Regions from separate parts of the Homo sapiens genome. Here region 2 is linked to region 1. A link is a loop called in an ENCODE intact Hi-C map of the cell type or tissue named here. Cell type or tissue: heart right ventricle. All regions are shown on one strand. Links, peaks and the distances in the headings refer to the core of each region. The heading gives the core; the rest is flanking DNA.

Region 1 (8,507 bases), core at 90-8,089:
GGACCATCCGTGGCTGCATCTGCAAGTTGCTGTGGGGGTCAACGCGTTAAGGTACCGAAGCCATGGTGGGAAGAGCTGGACTCCACAGCCTGCCTGAGTGTTCAGATCCAGGCTCTGCCCAGAGCTGGATGTAAATTTATGACCTGGAGTGAGTTGTTTTGCCCCTCTGAGCCTCAGTTTCTCCATCTGTGAAATGGGGACAACAGCAGTTCCTTCCAGGAGGGTAAAAGGAGGAGAAAAAGAATGCAGATCCAGCCCTCGGCAGAGTCAGCGGTTCATGCTTTGCATGCAAAGTGCCCAGCCCCTGGCTCAAAGTCTGTGTTCATCCAGACCTGGGTTAACTACTGTCTTCCTTATGTTGTTCCTGTGGGGACGCCTGGGGCTGCTGGCCTCGTGATTCCTCTCTTTCCCTGCAGGCCACGGTTCACCTACTTCCCCTTCTCCCTGGGCCACCGCTCCTGCATCGGGCAGCAGTTTGCTCAGGTAGGAGGGGCAGGGCTGTGGTTCTGCCCAGGAGTAGCTGCAGGGGTGGGGGCTCATCCTGAGCCGGGAAGCATCTCCGAACCCCTGCTCTGGGGCTGCTGGGCTGTGGGCTCGGGACCCAGCGGAGCCAGACCCAGAGGACTGGCTGTGTTTTGCACGGAGGAGAGCGCAAAACAGGAGGCTCCCCAGGCTCTCACAGGCTCTCCAGGAGGAGAGCCGGCTGTGACATTTGCTGCTCATTCACTCACTCATTCTGTCTTTGCTCCTTCATTCCTTCCTCATTTTGCCCGCTGGGCCCAGATGGAGGTGAAGGTGGTCATGGCAAAGCTGCTGCAGAGGCTGGAGTTCCGGCTGGTGCCCGGGCAGCGCTTCGGGCTGCAGGAGCAGGCCACACTCAAGCCACTGGACCCCGTGCTGTGCACCCTGCGGCCCCGCGGCTGGCAGCCCGCACCCCCACCACCCCCCTGCTGAGGGGGCCTCCAGGCAGGACGAGACTCCTCGGGCAAGGGCCGTGCCCGCCCACCTCTGCTGCCCACGGCCACCCACCCTTCTCCCCTGCCCCGTCCCCTGGGCCACCCTTCACGCTGGCTTCCAGCGGGCCCTCTGCCGACCGCCTGCTTCACACCCCTCAGCGCTCCCTGTCGCCTGCGGACTCCATGGCCCTTCCTGGACTGGCCCTTGCCCAACTCCCAGCCACCACCACTGTCCCTACCACTGAGCCCTTGCACAGGCCACTTGCTCAGACGAGACACCCTAACTCTTGCTCACTCCCTAAAGCCCTCTTCAGGGGTCACCTCCTCCAAGAAGCCCTCCTTGCCACCCCCCGCCGGCAGGGGCCCCTCCTCTGTGCTCCCTCGGTCACCTGTGCTACCTCTAACACCACACTGACCACACTGTATCGTGAGTGTCCGTTGACGTGACCAATTGCCCTGCCAGGCTGTCAGCGCCTCAAGGGTAGGGTCTGCGTGTGATTTGTCTCTGAGCCCCCTGTGCCCACCCAGGGCCCGGCACAGAGTCGATGCTCAATAAATGTGTGTTGACTGCATGAATGACCTGGAACCAGGCCATGCGCTCTCGCCTCAGCTTGCTCGTCTGTGAAAAGGGGGAGATGCGGAGGCTGGCACAGCTTTGGAAGCCACCAGCCCGCAGATGCCCCGCAGATGCCCTGACAACGCTGCCTTGGGAGAGACTGCCCCAGGTTACCAGCCTGTTCCCTGTGCTGTATTCACGGCCATGCCCCTGGGTGTTGTGTGAGGTTGGGCCTGGGTGGGTGACTGGCTCTGAGAGCTGGATTTGAGAGGTCAGAGAGGCCCCTGGGCCTCTCTTGGGAGCAGCTTGGTGGAGCTGAGCCCCGTGCCTGTGGGCACCTGCTGCCCTCCTGACCTGGCAGGGGGGCAGGGCAGGTGAGACTGCATCCCTCGTGGTGGTGATGGGAGAAGCCGTCCCTTCCTCTCCAGGGCCGTGTCCTCTGAGCTCATCCAAGGAAGAGGTCCTGCCCTGAGTTTCTCCTTCGGCCATTGGGAGCTTGTCTTTGTGCAGAGAGAAAAAGCGCCCTCATGGCCCGGTGCGGTGGCTCACGCCTGTAATTCCATCACTTTGGGAGGCCAAGGTGGGAGGATCACCCGAGGTCAGGAGTTCAAGACCAGCCTGGCCAACATGGCGAAACCCTGTCCCTACTTAAAAATACAAAAATTAGCCGGGCATGATGGTTGGGTGCCTGTAATTCCAGTTACTTGGAGTCTGAAGCAGGAGAATCGCTTGAACCGGGGAGGCAGAGGTTGCAGTGAGCCCAGATCGCACCACTGCACTCCAGCCTGGGCGACAGTGAGACTCCGTCTAAAAAAAAAAAAAGAAAAAGCTGCCCTCTCCCCTGCCTGGGCCATGTGCCCCCTGGGAAGACCCCCTCCCCAAACAGGGAAGGCACAGATGTGTGCCGGCCCGTGATGTGCATTGTTGGCCTCCTTCGGTCCTTGCCGCAGTCTTGAATGATAGCTCCAAGGGATGGTCCCATCAAGCAGATAAGGAAACTGAGACTCAGGGGCGGGAGTGACATGCTCAGTACAGGTGGGGCCTGGTGTGGCTCTGAGAATGGAGGAGACAAGTGTCTGGGTTCCCAGCCTGCCCCTCTCCCCAGCCCAGGTGGGCCCTGAGAATGCACACCCCGGCCTCTGGGCAGAGGGTCGGGCCCCGGGATGCCTCGAGAACTGCAGCGTTCTTGCAGAGCGAGGGTCCTCCTGCTCCCCTAGCACCTCGCCTGACCACGTGGGCACCTGGCCAGCCCATCATCAAGCTGCACCCTCCACCCTCTCCATTTCCAGCTCGCTGTCTGAGGGGCCCCCAAACTCACCACTCACTTTGAGAATGGTATGCCCGGGCTCAGCCTCCAGCCACCTGGTCAAACTCATCCCTGGCCAGAAGCAGCCCCTTCCCACAGCCACCCCAAATGCTGCTGTCTCCCAGCGTCCTGTTCCCAAGCCCCCAGCTGGGCACTGTTCCCCGACCTGCTCTGCTGTGCCCCCCACTCCGCCCTCTGCAGCCCTTCTCTGAGTCTCTGAGGTTCACCAGTACCCACACACCTGCCCACGCTTCCCACAGTCCATGCCCTCTGCCTCCTGCTGTGGCTGGGCCTAGTCCCCACAGTACAGCACCTCCTTCACAGTCCATCTAAAAGGGCCACAGGCCACCAAGCCTCAGTACTGCAGCAATGCAACCCAGCATTGTCTGGAGGGGCCTGGAGGGATCGGCTCCCTCCAGAGACTTCAAGTTCCCGGCTTGACCATCCCCTGATTTGGCAAATATCTGTCTGTTGCTGAGCCTGAGCCTTCACACCATGATTTCTTCAAATCCTGCCAGGAAACAGGAGCCAACTATGCCCCATTTCACAGATGGGGAAGTCCAGGCCAGAGCCACAGCTGGGCCATAGTGGAGTCAGCACTTGAACCCATGGCCCTTTGCATCCAGTGGCCTTCCACAGGCTCAGCATGCCCTATCCCTGCAGGCCTGGGCTTGTCTTCTGCACGCCCCAGGAATCCCAGATGGCTGGGAAGTGCAGAGCCAGAACCCCCCAGCCCCACTGTCACTGCCGGTGGGGCCATCCTGCCCTTCCTTTCTGAGCCACTTCCTCTTCCATAGACTGGGCTTTCTGTGAGGGGCAGGTGGCTCTCAGTCCATGCTGCATGGGGAAGCCACCTGGGCCAGGTGAATCAGCCTCTGGGGTGGGGCCCAGAAACTCTTCTTTTTCTTTTTTCTTTTTTGAGATGTAGTTTTACTCTTGTTGCCCAGGCTGGAGTGCAGTGGCACAATCTCTGCTCACTGCAACCTCCGCCTCCTGGGTTCCTCAGCCTCTGGAGTAGCTGGGATTACAGGCATGTGCCATGACGCCCAGCTAATTTTTGTATTTAATATATTTTTTTAGTAGAGACGGGGTTTTACCATGTTGGCCAGGCTGGTCTCGAACTCCTGACCTCAGATGATCCACCCTCCTAGGCCTCCCAAAGTGTTGGGATTACAGGCGTGAGCCACCGCGCCTGGCCCAACTGTTTTCTTTTTAAGTCTCCCAGTAGATCCCAATGTGCATGGGCCGGTGCCGCCAGTCCAGGTGAAGCTGACCCCCGGGACCCAGGCAAGATGGATAGGATTAAACCCAAGGCTGTGCAGCAAGGCTACCTGGGGTCAAATCCTGCCCCCACCTGCCTGGGCCTCAGTTTCCCCATCTGTAAGGGAGGACAAATAATAGGACCCACTTCCTAGGGTTGGAGGGGAATTAGTGTCCACACGAGGGTCGGGCTCTGGCACTGTGAGTCTGGTCATTGTCACCTGCAGGGAAGGGAGGGCTTTTCTGCAGGCAAGGCGGCGCAGTCCCCGGAAGACCCGCACGGTGGCGCGCTGGCGCAGAGCTCGGGCTCGCCCTCCCGCCCAGGCCGAGCGGGCGGCGCCGGCCCCAGGCGCGGAGGGTCCCGAGGCGCGGAGTGGGTGGGCCGAGGGGACGCCAGCCCCGCTCCCGGAAGCGGGGTCAGCGGGGAGGCCGGGGGTCGGCAGTGGCAAGCTCTGGCCACGGCGTAGGGGTGGGATAGCCACCCCCATTTCACAGATGGGGCTCCCGAGGCGCGGTGAGGTCTGGCAGCTGCTGGGGGCGCAGGCACGGCCCCCCGGGCGGGTGTAGCGGTCGCTTGGCGGGTGGGTCCGCAGGCCTCGCCGGGAGCCGGGCCTGGGTCTGGGGCGCTGGCAGGCCGGCCGGGAGGCGCGCCGGGCGGGAACGCGCAGCTCTGGCGGGAAGTGCGTGGGGTCGGGGGGCTCGGGCGGGGTGCAGGCTGCTGCTGCCACCGGGGAGGCCCGGGGGATGCCCTCACTAAGCGGCTCCAGAGACTGCGGGCCCCGCCCTGCCCTGCCACTCCCTCTCTTGTGACCTCGGCCAGTGGCAGCCTTTTCTGAGCCTGTCCCCTTCTCTGTAAACCTGGACGTGTTTGATCTACGCTCGCGTCCCGGCAGGAGGCTTCCAGCCTGCACATTCCTGGGGGCCCGCCTTCCCCAGGCACTAGCTTACCCAGGGCTGAGCTGCTGAACTCTGAAAACCTTTGGAAACCTCCCTGCCCTCTGCCCTAGCGACCTGCGGCTGGAGACCCTGAGCTGGCCCAGCCCTCTAGGGTGCCTAGGAGCCTAGGCTGGGTTGGGGGTGGCTTCAGGAACCTTGGGCTGCCGGGTGTGGGGTGAGAGCCTTGGCCCAGCTATGGCCAGGTGGGAGGTTTTCTTCCTCTGTGCTCTGGGTGCTGGGGCTGGAGGCGGTGGCTCTGCTGGGCTTCAGTGACAGCCAATGTGGGTAGACAGAGGACCATGCCCTGTGTCCCAGCAATTAGCTGCCCACCTGGGAAGGTTCTGGATGGGACTTGGCAGAAGCCTGAGCCGGCCCCTCCTGGCAGTCCTGGCTGAGCGGGCACCGAGCGCCTTATGCTGGTCCAGTCAGTTGGAGTGACTAAATTCACATCTGCCCAGACCTCACCCTGGGCTCCGGACCTCACCCCGGGCTCCAGCCTCACCCCGGGCTCCAGCCTCAGGCATCTCTGGATGTCCAAAAATAACCCCCACCCCCACCCGCACCCTCCCCGGCAGTCACTGGGGGTATTTCTGGCAGACGGAAGGGGACTCACAGTGGGAGGGAGGGTCATTTCTCTGAATCCAGGGCCAGGGGTGGGGAGGGACAGAGTCAAGGCCCTGCCTTGGCTTGGAGCTTTAAAAACACTCATTTCTTCTGGAACGCAGCCTCTCCCCAGTAAATCCTTCTCACCAGAGAAAACCATAGTCACCTACCTGGTGCTCACTTCTTGGGCAGCCCCTGCGGGGACCAGACCCCGGGTGGCCAGGCAGAGGGGTCCCCCCCACCCTGCGGGAGGCAGCCTGCTAATTCTGGGTGCCAAGGGTAAGGCTGCAGGTCCCTGTGCAGGACACCTGCTAGCTGCATCCCGTTTGGAGCCTGCCCTGGATGGGGCTCCATGGGCCCAGGGCGAGGCCAGGCAGAGACCGGCATGAGCAGCAGCCCGCACAGGAGCACCCTGGGCCCAGGGCAAGAGCCCATCGGCCAGTGGCAGACACTGGGTGAGGATCCCCGATGATTCGAGTCACACTGTGCTGGCCATGAGCGTCAACTGTTGGGCGCGCTGTACGGCCAACCCTGAGCCAGCTTTCCTGTACCTCCAGGCCCCTGTGCTACAGACGAGGCTCCGAGAGGTGGCGGCCTGCCCCATCTCAGGGCCAGAGGGCAGAGGGTGCGGTGGGCTGTCCCTGGGGCCCTTGCCCCTGCTGTTGAGCCCAGGAGCCTGAACCTGGGAGGCCTCCCCATCACCTCCCTGCCCCCTCCCAAATGACAGTGGCTCCTTGGCCGCCACCCCAGAGGTGAGGGGATAGCCCAAGGAAGCCAGGAGCTGCCCACACCCTCAGCCCAGGAACACCCGGTGCAGCTGCATGCGCCTCGCGGGCTTCTTTCCTGGCTGGGAGCCTGGACGCTGGGAGGGTTGCCCAAGGCCACCCAGGCAGCGGTCAGTCAGGGGTGCCTGGGCTGGACAGGGGGCCCTGGGTGTTTGGAACCAGCTCGCAGAGCTTTGCTGGAGCAGGTGCACGTGTGTGCGTGCATGTGAGCCCCACGTGCAGATGTGTGTCTCTGCGTGTCTCTCCGTACCTCTTCGTGTTCCTGTTCCCTTGTCTCCGGGTATCTGTCTGGCCCCCAGTGTGTGAGGCTGTGCGGATGAGTCTCCACATCCGTGTGTGTCTCATGCTCTGTGTGGAGCTGGTGTGTCAGGCCTGACCTGGACTACAAGGAGGTGTCTCTTTGAACCCAAGGCAGTGGACAAACATCAGACGCGTCGCCGTGGGCTGGGCCCCTGCCGTGTGGCATGCGTTCTGTCCTCACCCCACGTCCAGCGAGATGGGCTAACCTGCCCAAGGCCACACAGCCAGGAGCTTGGGGCCATCCAGTGTGGACATCCATTGTCCTTCAAGTCGTGGCCACCAAGGCCCCACGTGAGGCTCCCTGCTCCTCACCTGTCCTGGCTCTGTGTACAGGGGGAACCCAAGTCTGAGGGGTCTCCAGCAGGGAGAGGCTGCACTCCTGAGGCCCAGCCAGGGCCGGGTGAGTGCGGGGCAGCAGGTGTCAGCGGTGGGGGAGGTACGGGTGGGAAGCGGGGCCTCTTCCCTGACCCCCGCCACACTTGGCTGCCCCTCCACCTTTGATCACTGACCCTCCTCTGTCCCTCCAGGGACACTTTCCCGCCAGTGCTGGTGCTGGCTGGCCAAACAGTGTGGGAACCCAGGGACTGGCCTTCCTCCAGGCGGTGGCAGCCGGGGAGGGGCCTGGGCACACCGTGGGTGAGCAGTCACTGCAGAGCCTCCCCTGGGAAGTGGCATGATGCTGTGGTGTCTCAGGGAACCCAGGAAGGGCACTGGCTCTGGGCTGGGCCCCACAGGCATCAGTATATGTGTGCCCCTCCCTTTGCCCCATGCCCTTCCAATGACCCCAACTCCTGCCCGACCAGATTTCACACCACTGTCTGGCCATCTCGAACCATTCCTGGGTGCCCGAGCTCTTTCCCACCGCTAGGCCCATCTTATCCTATCCATCCCCATCCCCATTCCTCACTTCCCAGGTCTCTGTGTGGATGACTCTCAGAGGTCCTCGCTGACCACCTGCCCTTCCTTCCTGACCTCAGTTCCTTCACCAGCGCCCTCCACCCACAAGCCTGTGGGCCCTGAGAGGCTGCCCCCAGAGCTTGTTCAGGCCCCTGCAGCACCTGCCCCATCATGGTGACCGTGGAGTAGCTATTGAGACCAGCCAAATCACACATAGGTGAGCCCTCGGGGGCCAGCGGGCACACAAACTGTTGCAGCTTCAGGGTGAGCTGCAGGAGGCGCATCATGCACACACACACCCGACACGCAGACACACTCCCGCACGTGGACATCACAAGCTCCCATGGGCACACACACCCACACATTCTCACATGCACACGCACTCCCCCACACATGTGCCCGCTGCCATGCACCCGTGCACACACGTGCATCATCACACACGTTCACTTACACATCCTTGCATGCACACACTCTCCCACACGTGCCCACTGCACCTGTGTACGTGTCCCAGTGGACACACAGGCATCACACACACATCCACTTACACACATTCTTGCACATGTGCAGTGGCCTCAGGAGCAGGGGACTCTAGTTGTTTATCCCCAACACACGTTCCCATGATAAAGAAAACAGGAAGGGACTTGGAGCCAGACACAGGAAGGGGAAGTGGCCGGCCACAGGGAACCAGCTCCAGCCAGTGGACACTGGGCGGTCTGCTTGGGTGAGACACAGGGGCAGCCAGACAGATGGCCGCAGGGTGGGGAGCTGGAATGCCCCTCCGTGGCATCTTGCCCTGGTTTAATCTTCACCACAGCCCCAGTGGGCATCACCCCTTCTAGGCAAGAAACCGAGGCTGGGGCCAGGCTTGTGCCCGTCACCCAGGAGGGCTGCTGGAGCTGGGATTTGAC
Region 2 (8,507 bases), core at 296-8,295, 79 kb after region 1:
CTGAAAGGGACTTAGGAGATTGTTCTGGTCTGCCCTTGCCTGTAGGAGAGGCCACACATGGTTTACAAGTGCAGAGCAAAGGCCTTTCCCTTGGATTATTGGAGGAGTCTCTGAACAGATTTCCTTGTCTTCACCTGTTTTTCTTCAAATCCTACTTCTTCAGCACTTTTAAAAATGGAAACCTCATTTATCTCTGAATTGCCCAGCATCCCCCGGAAGTTCCCCATGACTCTTGGGGTTCAGGGCCGATTCTGGGAACCACTTGCCACCTGCTTCCCTGACCCTTTCCTCCCAGGGCCCTGGATGCAGCCACCCTGGACTTCTGGTAGCTTCTGAAGGTGCCAGGCTGTTGTGTACAGGATTCCACATGCTGAGCGCCCTTGCCTTCCCTGCAGCGTCCCTTCCTACCCCTTCTTCACGGAGCCGCTCCCTTGTCCTTCAGAACCCTGCTCCCATGCCACGGGAAACCTCAGGGCAGGTAGATGTAGGCGCAGCTCACTGGGTGCCCCTTAGGCCCCAGGCCACGTGTCTCAGGGCATAGCCAGCTCCACTTAACCGACCAGACCAGGAGGACCTGTAGGATGTCATTCTGGCTCATGTGACTCAGTGGGCTCTCAGTACTAGTTTGTTGAACAAAAGAGTTCAGAGTGGAAATATTAAATGGTACTTTGAGTCGTGCCTACTTAGGACATTTTAACTTTTCTCTGTTAGCAGCCCGCACCAACTGCTGTGACTTAGTGTTTGTGAAACTCTTCCGTCTTTCTGTTAACAGTTGTAGTTCTTTCAGTGTTTCATCAGCAGCCATATTCTATTTACTTATTCTCTTTCTTTTCTTCTTCTTCTTTTTTAAATCTTTTGAGGTAGGGCTCAGTCTGTTGCCCAGGCTGGAGCGCAGTGATATGAGCTGGGCTCACTGCAGCCTCGACCTCCCCAGCCCAAGCAGTCCTCTAGCATCAGCCTCCTAAGTAGCTGGGACTATAGGCACATGCCACCGTGCCCAGCTAATTTTTTTATTTTTTTGTGGAAATGGGGTCTCGATTTGTTCCTCAAGCTGGTTTTGAACTCCTGGGCTGAAGTGATCCTCCTGCCTCAACTTCCCAAAGTGTTGGGATTACAGCCATGAGCCACTACACCCAGCCCTAGAACCCTTTTTTTTTCAAAAAAAAATTTAATCATGGTAAAATACATATAAAATTTAGCATCTTACACATTTTTAAGTGTACAGTTCATGGCGCTAAGTACATTCACATTGTTGTGCAGCCATCACTGCCATCCATCTGCAGAACTTTTCATCTTCCCAAACTGAAATCTGTCCCCATTACATAATTCCCCACTCTCCCCCGCCAGCTCCTGGTCCAGCATTCGACTTTCTTGTCTCTGTGCATTTGACTACTTTAGATATCTCATGTAAGTGGAATCACACAATATTTGTCTTTTTAGGAGTGGCTTACTTCAGTTTCAGAATGTTTTTTTGAAAACAATAGTTTCATGAAGTTACAGAATCCTAAACTGAATGTTTAACTAAAAGGTTCAAAGCCCTGGGCAAGAAGTGGGATAATTACCTGCACATTTGAGGCTGTCAGAACGCCTGAAGATGTGTCACCGGATCACACCCACGTGCATTACAAGCAGCCCTGCTCAGCCTCCTGTGTAAAGTTTTGGTATCCGATCTCCAGAATCTTTTTTTTTTTTTTTTTTTTTTTTGAGACATTCTTGTTGCCCAGGCTGGAGTGCAGTGGCGTTAATCTCGGCTCACCGCAACCTCTGCCTCCCGGGTTCAAGCGATTCTCCTACTTCAGCCTCCCGAGTAGCTGGGATTACAGGCATGCTCCACCACACCCAGCTAATTTTGTATTTTTAGTAGAGATGAGGTTTCTCCATGTTGGTCAGGCTGGTCTCGAACTCCCAACCTCAGGTGATCTGCCCACCTTGGCCTCCCAAAATGCTGGGATTATAGGCATGAGCCACTGCGCCTGGCCAGTCTCTGGAATCTCTAATGGAAAGTGTGCTCCTTCCCCCAAGCAAGAGCCAGTACAAGACCACTCTCAAGAAGGGTAGTGCCAAGTATGAGGAGACAGGGCATGGATTCAGAGCTGCCCTTCACACCCAAGCACAGCAACACTGGCTGCTCTGACAAGCCAAGAAGGGTGACAAGTGTCTAAGCTCTTTTAGGAATGGAGAGCTGGGAAAAAATTTAGAGCTGTTTAGAAAAATGATGAGGGGCATATGTTTGCTAAAGAAATTTCATGACATATGCCTTCTGATCGCCAATAACATGCATTCTCTCCCAATTAGCTAAGAATCTAAGAAGAGAAACAGCAGATGCAGGACCCGGGATCTAGGAAGGATCTGGACTGGAGTCTTGGAATATCTCTGAGTTTTTGTTTTTTTTTAAGGATTGCTTTTGTACGTTTGGCACCGTTTGATGCCGTGAACGCCTGATTGGAGCATCTCATTTGCAGGACTGTTTAAAGAGACAAGCAGGCACAGGCTGCACACGTGCAGACGAATAATGAACTCTTGAGAATTAGCACAAAAGATTACGTGCATTCTTTCGTGATCCTCTGTAATCTACCACCAAATTACTTTCCCAGAGTTGGAGTGCATAGGCTTTGGAGACAGACACATCTGGGTTGCAGCCTTGATTCTGCTGTTCAATGAAATGACTGTGTGAACTTGGATAATTACTTATTCTTTCCTGGCCTCAGTTTCCTCAGCTCTAACAAGGAGAGCTGGCTGCAAGGCGATTCTAGAGAGTCCTGGCAGGAAGCAATGGTGCCCTCAATGGCCAATTTAAGGCGATTGTGACAAAGTCACTGTTGTGAAGGTTGGTGCAAGGTATAGGGAGACCACAAGGGCTGGGGTAGTGGCCAGGACTGGTACAGCAGGCACAGTCCCACCCTAGGCCTGAAGGGGCAGAGGGGCAGTTACCAGACCTGGGTTCAGAGAGGGCTGGGTGGACAGAGCCGCCAGACAGGAGCTGTGACAGCAACCCTACCCCAGGAAGAAACCCTGACCTCACTCCCCTCCCTCCTTCCCCTCCACTGCTCCTACCCAAGGGGAAGCCTGTTGATGCAGCCCACGCAGGGGAGAGAGGGTGGAGACGGGGTCTGCAGGGCAGGCTTGAGAGCTCCAGCACAGCGTTGTCTAGAATCAAGATGCTAGGACTTAGTAGTAAGTGTCACCTTAGTGTTGTCTTGATGGTTACAGCTGGGTTGACTTATCCTCATTCCTGATGCCTAGTAGGTATCTCATAAATGTTAGATTTGTGGTCTTACCACACCCCTCTGCTTACTGTGTGCCAAGAGTTTCCAGGACTCTGTGGTCATGCTTTATCAGTCACGAGCCCCTCCTTTTTCCGTATTTAAATACTGTTCATGCCTTAAGACCCGGCCTACAGACTATCCCTGGGGTGAAGTCTTCCCTCATCTGTCCCGGATTACTTGGTCTTTCCTCTGCGTTTCTGAATTATGATACATACCCCTCTGATCACTGCTGGTTTCCCTCTGCCCTGCACCGTGGTCAGCTGTGAGGGCCTTTGTTGCCACCATCAGCTAGTGAGTTCCTTGAGGGCAGGGGCGCTGTGTTGTCTTTTTCTTTCGTTTGCTTCTTTCCCCTGCTCTGCACAGTGCCTCGCAGGGAGTTTGTCTCCAGTACATTCTTGTTGAATGAAAAATCAGATGCTGAAATTATGCAAAGAGCTGTGTTATCTTTAAATTATTATAAGAGACAAGGAGAGAACTTCTGGATCCTGAGAAGCTTTTCAGTAATACCAGAAACATTTCTTCATTGTGTACGGTAATAAAATAACACACAGTCATAGGTGGCAAAGCCTCCTAATTACTGTAGGTTGGAGTCAGAGTGTAAGAACTTCCAGCATTCATGGATCACATATATTATATACGTATTTAGTGAAAAACAATATATATTATTTAATTTTGTTTATTTTTCTATTTTTGTTCAAAATGGTCTCTAAATGCAGGCCAACCACGGTGTGTATTTAACTCCCCAAACAGGAATCTATTCCAGTCTTGGAGGGATTTGCTGAGAGATGATACAGTTTACACAAAACCACGTATGCTCCACACTGTGGACTATCTGGGGAATTTTTCAAGAGTAATTTCAACACACTCTATTTTCCATCCAATTCACTGCCCTTAGAACATAACCCCAATATAAAATGATCTCCTTTCTAATATTTTACAGTTTTTAAAGCACCTTCAGATCTGTTTCTCACTTAATTCTCACAACCAAACTCTAAGGTAAGTAAAATACTACTTTATCATATTTATCTTACATGTAATCAGGGAAGCTGATGGGTGCTGAGTAACTTAGCCAAGGCCAAATAGTTCAGTGAGGACCACATCTCGATCCTAGGTCTCCCGAAAAAAACCCCAGGTTTCTTTGAACTATACCAAGTGGCTTTCTATTTGTTGTCTTCATGTTAGCATCCGTGTTGACCTGGTAATCTATACCTTTATAAAAAGAGAAAATACGCTATAGATAATTGAATTTTTGCAAATTTTGTTATTTTTTTCCCTGCACCTTGAAAATTGTTATGCCCTGCTTTAAGAAACCCCGACATTCTGTAACATTTTCTGAACATTTTCAATTCCCCTATCTGCTTAAATATCATATTTATCAAACTTTGACCTTGTTCTTCAGGCCACATTGTAGGTAAAGTGGCTTGTTTTTTATTTTATTTATTTATTTATTTAATTCCTCTTCTCCCTCAAAGCACAATCTGCTGTATGTTAAAGGGGCGGGGAAGCTGCTGACTTTGCAGTAGCGCATACTTACTCACGCAATTTTCCATTCTGGCTGAAGTAAGGGATGAGACAGCATGCCCAGAAGCTGTGTCCAGCACTTGGACAGGCGCCCTGGTCGGCACCCTGGGAACCTCGGCCGTGCACTGCCAGCTTTCTGGGTCCATCCCAGCCCTGGGTGTATGGCAGATGCCTTGAGATTTAACAGCCCTTGAGTCAGGCCTGCAACGTCTTATCTGCGATTTCAACATCCAGAAAGCTGTGAAACCCAGATGTTTTTTGGTAACTTGTTTGCTAGTTGGATTTGGCCTGATCTGAAATCATTTGATGGGTGGGGAGAACTCCTCTGAATTGAAACATGTGGCTTTTAATCGTTTGTGTTCATTTCTTTTAGTGTGAAAGTTCTGCTTTTCTGTAGAGGTATTTTTGAATGTGACTATGGGTCTTGTCCTAGGCCCTTCTGGGATATTGGCTAATGTATGGTGTATGCCCTGGACTTCCGTTTTAAAGTCTGAATCTGAGTTCAAAAACATTTCAGGCCCCAGGGATTTGAGGAAGGGTTTCCAGACCAGTATAACCAGACAGCCGAGCCGGCCCTGTACCGCGTCTGGTTCCTGGGTGGTTCCTGCTGCAATGCGGCCCAGTCAGGGCACTGCTGCTGACTTGTATCTGCGGACACTCCCCAGTGTTTGAGTGATGTTTACGTGGAAGCCTGGCGTGTAGGAAGCTGGCGCCCCTGGGGGAACTGCAAGGCCATTTTACAGCATTCACCTGTCACCGTGTCCTTCAGAACCAGCCAGATGCTACAGAGCCAGGCTGTACCAGAGTCCAGGCCCATGAAAACAAAGTTCAGGGAGACTCTGTTGACTTTGCTAAATTCATGGGTTCCTTCCTTCCTTCATTTCTTTGTTCAACAGGAATTTATGTATCTGCCATAAGAAGACCTGTGCTTGGCTTGTGAAAAGTAGCAGTGACACTTCACATGAGTGTAACATCTGCGGTTTATGGTTTTGTTGCAGTGTTTCATTTCGTCCTCGCAACCATTCAGTGGACCAGCTGGTGTTGGCCCTTTTCATAGATGAGGAAACTGAGGGCTAAATAGCTTCTCCACATCTGCAGATTCCAATCCTCGTGGCTTTTCCTGTTCTGCGGCTTTCATAGGCCCTCTGCATTATTTGTTAAGACTCAGCTATTTTCTAACCCCAACCCACTTGAAGCAGTGGCTTTTTCAGATACCCGGGACAAATCACGTGACCTTGTGGCTCAGTTTTCTATGCCATAAAGTGGGATTCCTTCCTAATCCTTGCAACTCTTAAGTGAAATAATCTATGTGACTGCTTTGTGAATTGTGAAACTCAATCTGGTGACTATAGTTAATAATAACATATTACATGTTTCAAAATTGCTAAAGGAGTGGATCTTAAATGTTCTCAGCACAAAAAAATGATACATATGTGATGTGATGGGTATGTTAATTAGCTTGATGTAATCATCCACATACATATACATGTATCAAAGCATTGCATTGTACCCCCTAAATATATACAATTATTGTCAGTTAAAGAAAAAACTCTGATCACATGGTAAAGTATTTCTGATTCTTCTTCCTCTTTTCCTACATCCAGATATGTCTGTCTGGGATCCCATATGGTGGTTCTCCCCGTCTCTTATGATGTTCACCTCATACACGGTTGACCCTTGAACAACGCAGGGGTTAGGGGGTGCTGAGCCCTAGCACAGTTAAAAATTCATGTATAATAGGGGTTTTTTTTTTGTTTTTTTGGGTTTTTGTTTTTTGAAACAGGGTCTCGCTCTATCACCCAGGCTAGAGTGCAGTGGTTGATCACAGCTCACTGCAGCCTTGACTCACTGGGCTCAAGTGATCCACCCACGTCGGCCTCCCAAAGTTCTGGGATTACAGGTTCGAGCCACTGTGCCTTGTGTTGAGTGTAACATTTGACTCCTCAAAGTCTTAACTACTAACAGCTTACTATTGACCGGAACCTTACCAATAATACAAGCAGTCGATTAACACATATTTTGTATGTTATATGTATTGTATACTGTATTCTTACAATACAGTGAGCTAGGGAAAGGAAAATGTTACTAAGAAAATCAAGCCGAGTTGGGTGGCTCATGCCTGTAATCCCAACACTTTGGGTGGCCAAGGCGGGAGGATCACTTGACCCTAGGAGTTTTAGATCAGCCTGGGCAACACGATAAAACCCTGTCTCTACCAAAAAAAAAAAAAAAAAAAAATTAGCCAGGCTTTGTGGCACGAACCTATAGTCCCAGCTACTTAAGAGGCTGGGGTGGAGGATTGCTTGAAACTGGAAGGTTGAGGCTGCAGTGAGCCAAGATCACATCCCTGCACTCCAGACTAGGCAACAGGAATGAGACTATGTCTCAAAAAGAGAGAGAGAGAGAGAAAGGAAGGAAAGAAAGAAAATAAAGAAAAATCATAAGGAAGAGAAAATACATGTACTATTCATAAGTGGCAGTGGATCATCACAAAGGTCTTCAACCTCATTGTCTTCACATTGAATAGGCTGAGGAGGAGGAAGGGTTGGTCTTGCTGTCTCAGAGGTGGCACAGGTGGCAGAAAATTCCTGTGTAAGTGGATCTGCGCAGTTGAAACCCACAGTGTTCAAGAGTCACCCGTACTTATTTCTCTACTCTCCTGTCTGACATCTCAAGAGCTAAGCCCCCTTGGTATTCATTCATCTTTGAGAACTCTGCATTGCCTAGTTTAATAGGTGAACAGTACGTGTGTGTTGGAGTTTGTACAGTGGGGAGATGTATTGCTGGTAATTCAGGGGGTTAGGGTTGCTGATGCAGTCAGGGAGGCCTGACTGTGCATGCCCAGCCCCTTCATCACCAGGCGCCATGTGGGTGCCCAACCAAAGACATTCATGAGGCTGTCTCTCTGTGATAACGAAACAGCTGGACATACACTGAGAAAGGAAGTCAGCCAAATGAATATTTTCTAACCTAACTCTAAAAAGGTAGATGCCAGGCAGCATCCAGGTGACGATGCTTTTTTGAGGCTGACATAGTGGTACACAGCATTGAGGTGCTGTCAGATCTCTTCCCTGCCGTCCACCTCCCAGTGACCATTCCTCGGCTGCACAATGCGCCTCCCCACATGCATTGTCCCACGGCCCTCCCTGTACAATCGGCTCTTCACTTTGCCTGGCTCAGAGGTGTCTTCCATACCAAAGAGGCTCAGAGTGTCAGGATTTAGGGGAGGTTGGAAGCAGGTGGGGTAGGGAGGGGAGTCAGCCTTCCTCCTCTGCAGGGTTGCAGAAAGTTTCAGGGGTCAAGGAAATAATAAACACCTTTGAATAGAGGCTCAGAATTGTTTGTTTGGAGTTCCCAGTGACTAGTATCTCAGCTGCCAACAGCTTTGGTGCAATTTACTTTTCTTTAGCTGAACATTCTTACGTGGTTTTAAAAGCAAGTAAACAGATAAAGTGTTTCTAAGTGTAATAATTCTCTTTCCTGATGCATAGCTAACAAGCAGTGAGCAGGCAGAGGGGCCCTAAACCAAAGGCTCTCTCATTTACTCTGTAAAAAATCTGTTCCACACTGCGTAACCTCCACATCCTTCTCCTAAGGCTGAATAAATTGGGTGCCACCCTTTGAAATGTAGTACTCTGTTTGGCCCAGGAACCGTAGTTAGCCGTCTTTCTTGAGGAAAGCTGATTAATCTTGTTTTGCCAAGCAGAAGGATTATGGGTA

What was found. Hi-C counts contacts between places; a loop is a spot of excess contacts. Peaks named below come from ENCODE experiments on the same cell type or tissue, not always from the same donor. Only the 100,000 strongest peaks of a DNase experiment are listed, where the experiment ranks them.
Region 2: it touches region 1 in a loop (2.7-fold over the local background); 67 of 110 quality-filtered maps call a loop at or near these places.

The regions. Positions count from the first base shown.
Region 1 is chr14:99,725,774-99,734,280 of GRCh38, forward strand. It overlaps CYP46A1 (cytochrome P450 family 46 subfamily A member 1), which reads left to right. Exons shown (of 15, transcript NM_006668.2): 14 at 417-483; 15 at 784-1,528. The coding sequence ends at 954. Among named protein-coding and RNA genes, the nearest start is that of CYP46A1, 46 kb to the left of the region's middle. RefSeq lists a silencer at 4,348-4,467 and an enhancer at 5,789-6,648. In heart right ventricle, for the core only: CTCF peaks have their summits at 4,361 and 4,573; DNase peaks (open chromatin) are centred at 4,358, 4,918, 6,008, 6,568 and 2 weaker places; H3K4me3 peaks cover 1,065 bases; H3K27ac peaks cover 2,163 bases; H3K27me3 peaks cover 1,282 bases.
Region 2 is chr14:99,804,637-99,813,143 of GRCh38, forward strand. The region is part of intron 1 of EML1 (EMAP like 1); the gene reads left to right. Among named protein-coding and RNA genes, the nearest start is that of EML1, 15 kb to the left of the region's middle. In heart right ventricle, for the core only: no CTCF peak of the experiment used is centred there; DNase peaks (open chromatin) are centred at 4,925 and 5,468; H3K27ac peaks cover 2,775 bases.